2 separate regions of the Homo sapiens genome follow, and region 1 is linked to region 2. The links are chromatin loops, found by intact Hi-C in ENCODE. Cell type or tissue: A673. All regions are shown on one strand. Links, peaks and the distances in the headings refer to the core of each region. The heading gives the core; the rest is flanking DNA.

Region 1 (2,917 bases), core at 164-2,663, 590 kb before region 2:
CCGCCATTTTAGACTTGCCGCATAACTCGGCTTAGGGCTAGTCGTTTGTGCTAAGTTAAACTAGGGAGGCAAGATGGATGATAGCAGGTCAGGCAGAGGAAGTCATGTGCATTGCATGAGCTAAACCTATCTGAATGAATTGATTTGGGGCTTGTTAGGAGCTTTGCGTGATTGTTGTATCGGGAGGCAGTAAGAATCATCTTTTATCAGTACAAGGGACTAGTTAAAAATGGAAGGTTAGGAAAGACTAAGGTGCAGGGCTTAAAATGGCGATTTTGACATTGCGGCATTGCTCAGCATGGCGGGCTGTGCTTTGTTAGGTTGTCCAAAATGGCGGATCCAGTTCTGTCGCAGTGTTCAAGTGGCGGGAAGGCCACATCATGATGGGCGAGGCTTTGTTAAGTGGTTAGCATGGTGGTGGACATGTGCGGTCACACAGGAAAAGATGGCGGCTGAAGGTCTTGCCGCAGTGTAAAACATGGCGGGCCTCTTTGTCTTTGCTGTGTGCTTTTCGTGTTGGGTTTTGCCGCAGGGACAATATGGCAGGCGTTGTCATATGTATATCATGGCTTTTGTCACGTGGACATCATGGCGGGCTTGCCGCATTGTTAAAGATGGCGGGTTTTGCCGCCTAGTGCCACGCAGAGCGGGAGAAAAGGTGGGATGGACAGTGCTGGATTGCTGCATAACCCAACCAATTAGAAATGGGGGTGGAATTGATCACAGCCAATTAGAGCAGAAGATGGAATTAGACTGATGACACACTGTCCAGCTACTCAGCGAAGACCTGGGTGAATTAGCATGGCACTTCGCAGCTGTCTTTAGCCAGTCAGGAGAAAGAAGTGGAGGGGCCACGTGTATGTCTCCCAGTGGGCGGTACACCAGGTGTTTTCAAGGTCTTTTCAAGGACATTTAGCCTTTCCACCTCTGTCCCCTCTTATTTGTCCCCTCCTGTCCAGTGCTGCCTCTTGCAGTGCTGGATATCTGGCTGTGTGGTCTGAACCTCCCTCCATTCCTCTGTATTGGTGCCTCACCTAAGGCTAAGTATACCTCCCCCCCCACCCCCCAACCCCCCCAACTCCCCACCCCCACCCCCCACCCCCCACCTCCCCACCCCCCTACCCCCCTACCCCCCTACCCCCCTCTGGTCTGCCCTGCACTGCACTGTTGCCATGGGCAGTGCTCCAGGCCTGCTTGGTGTGGACATGGTGGTGAGCCGTGGCAAGGACCAGAATGGATCACAGATGATCGTTGGCCAACAGGTGGCAGAAGAGGAATTCCTGCCTTCCTCAAGAGGAACACCTACCCCTTGGCTAATGCTGGGGTCGGATTTTGATTTATATTTATCTTTTGGATGTCAGTCATACAGTCTGATTTTGTGGTTTGCTAGTGTTTGAATTTAAGTCTTAAGTGACTATTATAGAAATGTATTAAGAGGCTTTATTTGTAGAATTCACTTTAATTACATTTAATGAGTTTTTGTTTTGAGTTCCTTAAAATTCCTTAAAGTTTTTAGCTTCTCATTACAAATTCCTTAACCTTTTTTTGGCAGTAGATAGTCAAAGTCAAATCATTTCTAATGTTTTAAAAATGTGCTGGTCATTTTCTTTGAAATTGACTTAACTATTTTCCTTTGAAGAGTCTGTAGCACAGAAACAGTAAAAAATTTAACTTCATGACCTAATGTAAAAAAGAGTGTTTGAAGGTTTACACAGGTCCAGGCCTTGCTTTGTTCCCATCCTTGATGCTGCACTAATTGACTAATCACCTACTTATCAGACAGGAAACTTGAATTGCTGTGGTCTGGTGTCCTCTATTCAGACTTATTATATTGGAGTATTTCAATTTTTCGTTGTATCCTGCCTGCCTAGCATCCAGTTCCTCCCCAGCCCTGCTCCCAGCAAACCCCTAGTCTAGCCCCAGCCCTACTCCCACCCCGCCCCAGCCCTGCCCCAGCCCCAGTCCCCTAACCCCCCAGCCCTAGCCCCAGTCCCAGTCCTAGTTCCTCAGTCCCGCCCAGCTTCTCTCGAAAGTCACTCTAATTTTCATTGATTCAGTGCTCAAAATAAGTTGTCCATTGCTTATCCTATTATACTGGGATATTCCGTTTACCCTTGGCATTGCTGATCTTCAGTACTGACTCCTTGACCATTTTCAGTTAATGCATACAATCCCATTTGTCTGTGATCTCAGGACAAAGAATTTCCTTACTCGGTACGTTGAAGTTAGGGAATGTCAATTGAGAGCTTTCTATCAGAGCATTATTGCCCACAATTTGAGTTACTTATCATTTTCTCGATCCCCTGCCCTTAAAGGAGAAACCATTTCTCTGTCATTGCTTCTGTAGTCACAGTCCCAATTTTGAGTAGTGATCTTTTCTTGTGTACTGTGTTGGCCACCTAAAACTCTTTGCATTGAGTAAAATTCTAATTGCCAATAATCCTACCCATTGGATTAGACAGCACTCTGAACCCCATTTGCATTCAGCAGGGGGTCGCAGACAACCCGTCTTTTGTTGGACAGTTAAAATGCTCAGTCCCAATTGTCATAGCTTTGCCTATTAAACAAAGGCACCCTACTGCGCTTTTTGCTGTGCTTCTGGAGAATCCTGCTGTTCTTGGACAATTAAAGAACAAAGTAGTAATTGCTAATTGTCTCACCCATTAATCATGAAGACTACCAGTCGCCCTTGCATTTGCCTTGAGGCAGCGCTGACTACCTGAGATTTAAGAGTTTCTTAAATTATTGAGTAAAATCCCAATTATCCATAGTTCTGTTAGTTACACTATGGCCTTTGCAAACATCTTTGCATAACAGCAGTGGGACTGACTCATTCTTAGAGCCCCTTCCCTTGGAATATTAATGGATACAATAGTAATTATTCATGGTTCTGCGTAACAGAGAAGACCCACTTATG
Region 2 (2,917 bases), core at 114-2,613:
GGGACACTGATTGGGAATCTGTTTTGCCTTCCAGTTGTGCCTGCTTATTAGGCTCTAGAAAGTGCAAGTCTTCCTGGCCTTCTTCCTTGAAGAGCTCCATCTTGAAGCCAGTAATCCAATTAATAAATTAACACTCCCCTCCTGTCCCCGTGTCAGGTCACGCCCCAGCGTGTGCCGTCCCCCTGGCTCCCGTTGTGGGTTACTTCCCAGCTGTTTCAGGCAGCGCCTCAGCCTGTTCGATTCTCCCAGCTGCTGCTGTGGATCCCTCCTTTGCTTGTGATACTTCTGCTCATATTTCACCCTCCCCCCCCCTTATAATACCGACTCTGCAGAATTACCGTCATGTGAGCCTGCCCCCTCCCAATCTATCTTTAAAGGGGCTTCAATGTGAAATAGAGCAATGTAAAAAAAGATATTCAAAACTTTGTATTTCCCTCTACACCCAAAGAGACAGATCCAACTTTCTTTCCTTTTAGAGAGGTACCGCAAGGCAGAGGGGCTGTTGGCTTTGTAAACGCTCCCTTAACTAGTTCAGAGGTCCGGAATTTAAAAAAGGAGCTTAAGCCATTACTGGATGACCCTTATGGAGTAGCAGATCAAATTGATCAATTTTTAAGGCCTGACATAGGCACTTGGGCTGAGTTGATGTCCATCAGGGGCATCCTCTTTTCAGGGGAAGAACGAAGTATGATTCGGAGGGCTGCTGTGGCAGTCTGGGAACGTGAGCACCCTCCGGGTCAAAATGTTCCTCCTGTGGACCATGAATTTCCCGCCCACGACCCTCAGTGGGACAATAACAATGCAAATCACTGGGAAAACATGCAGGATCTAAGGGAGGTAATAACAAAAGGAATTCGAATATCAGTACCCCGAACTTGAAATCTTTCTAAAGCATTTGATATTCAACAGGAAAAAGATGAGGGACATGCTAGATTCTTAGATTGAGGGAGCAAATGAGACAATATGCAGGCCTTGATCTGGAAAATCCCCTTGGACAGGGAATGTTAAAACTTCATTTTGTTACTAAAAGTTGGCCAGACATTTCAAGAAAATTTAAAAAATAGAAAATTGGGAGGACCGTCCCCTGAGTGAACTGCTTAGGGAGGCTCAAACGGTATATGTCAGAAGAGATGAGGAAAAACAAAAACAAAAGACAAAACTTATGTTACCTACCTTCCAGCAGATGGCTCCAAATCCATATATCTCTAAGCAGGGCTTCCAAGGGGCCAGAGATGATAAGGGGCCTAGATCATTCTTAAGAAGGCCCAAGCCTCCATCTGGAGGGCTGAGGTCTTCAACTAATAAGCCCCCTAAGGGGTATAGGGGGGCAAGGGCAGAGAATGCTAAGACTGAGAAGGGAGAAGGACAAGATATATGTTACCAATGTGGAAAAACAGGCCACTTCAAGAGGGAGTGTCCTGCACTAGAGAGAGAGAGAGAAACTTTCACACTCATGACTTTTGAGGAACAATAGGGGAGTCAGGGGGCTCCACCTCTTTTATTTTGAGTCCCACCAGGAGCCCTTGATAAATTTGGATGTGGGGTCTAAACCTGAATTTATCACCTTTCTAGTTGATTCAGGGGCTTCACGCTCCTCTGTTTCCCTCCACCTGGTCTCACCTGCTCTTCAGAAGAACTTTTCATCTCTGGGGTAGAAGGAGAAGGATTTAAGGCAAAAATTTTAGAAAGCACAGAAGTCAGATATCAAGATCGATTTACCCATATTCAATTTTTATTAATTCCTGAAGCAGGAACTAATTTATTAGGAAGGGACCTAGTGTTAAATCTAGGCATAGGCCTTCAAGTGGGCCCTAAAGGATTCCTCACTTCACTACATTTACTTGCTGCTGAGGATGAGAAATATATTCATCCTGATATCTGGTCAAAGGAAGGAAATAGAGGGAAACTCCAAATCCCTCCAATATATATCAAACTAAAAACCCCTGGGGAAATAGTAAGGAGAAAGCAATACCCCATTTCTTTAACGGGCAGAGTAGGGCTAAAGCCTGTAATTGAGGGTCTCATTAAAGATGGGCTTCTTGAACCCTGTATGTCTCCTTACAATACCCCAATCCTGCCTGTCAAGAAATCAGATGGGTCATATCGATTGATGCAAGACCTTAGAGCTATTAATCAAACAGTCCAGACCACTCACCCCAGTGTTCCTAACTCTTACACCATTCTTAGCAAAATTCCATATTATCATCAATGGTTTATAGTGATAGATCTGAAGGATGCCTTCTAGGCATGCCCCTTGGCTGAGGATAGCCGAGATACATTTGCTTTTGAGTCAGAAGACCCCTATTCGGGGCAGAGACAACAATATCGATGGACAGTCTTGCCCCAGGGGTTCACAGACTCCCCCAACCTCTTTGGTCAGATCCTAGAACAAGTACTAGAGAAAGTTACAGTCCCTAAACAAATACGTCTGCTTCAGTGCATGGATGATCTTCTTATATCTGGTAAAGACATAAAAGGAGTAGGTGACTTCTCTACACACATTCTCAATCACTTGCAATGTGAGAGTTTGCGGGTCTCAAAAGGGAAACTTCAGTATGTAGAACCTGAAGTTAAATACTTAGGCCACCTAATCAGTGCAGGTAAATGAAAAATAGGACCTGAAAGAGTGGAGGAAATTGTTTCCCTACCCCTGCCCCAAACTAAACAAAAACTCAGGAAATTTTTAGGACTAATTGGATATTGTTGTTTATGGATTGACTCATATGCATTAAAAAGTAAACTTCTATGTAAGAAACTTGCCCAGTGGAAGCCTGATAATCTCTTGTGGACTTCCCAGGAAATCCAGCAGATTGAGGAATTAAAAGAGATGCTCATAACCACCCTTGTTCTAGTTCTACCTTCCCTAGAAAAGCCATTTCACCTTTTCATTAATGTAAACAACAGGGTAGCCCTAGGA

Evidence for each region. A loop is a pair of places that touch in the nucleus more often than their neighbours do. Peaks named below come from ENCODE experiments on the same cell type or tissue, not always from the same donor. Only the 100,000 strongest peaks of a DNase experiment are listed, where the experiment ranks them.
Region 1: a loop joins it to region 2, with 3 times the contacts of the local background. A loop is called at or near these places in 1 of 110 quality-filtered maps.

Annotation. Positions count from the first base shown.
Region 1 is chrX:73,848,909-73,851,825 of GRCh38, reverse strand. It overlaps XIST (X inactive specific transcript), which reads left to right. Exons shown (of 6, transcript NR_001564.3): 1 at 1-2,917. Among named protein-coding and RNA genes, the nearest start is that of XIST, 2.3 kb to the left of the region's middle. RefSeq lists enhancers at 1-394, 258-507, 938-987. In A673, for the core only: a CTCF peak has its summit at 1,285 (motif pointing right); DNase peaks (open chromatin) are centred at 525, 1,255 and 2,535; H3K4me3 peaks cover 1,360 bases; H3K27ac peaks cover 412 bases.
Region 2 is chrX:73,261,475-73,264,391 of GRCh38, reverse strand. No RefSeq gene overlaps it. Among named protein-coding and RNA genes, the nearest start is that of NAP1L2, 48 kb to the right of the region's middle. In A673, for the core only: a CTCF peak has its summit at 1,187 (motif pointing right); no DNase peak of the experiment used is centred there.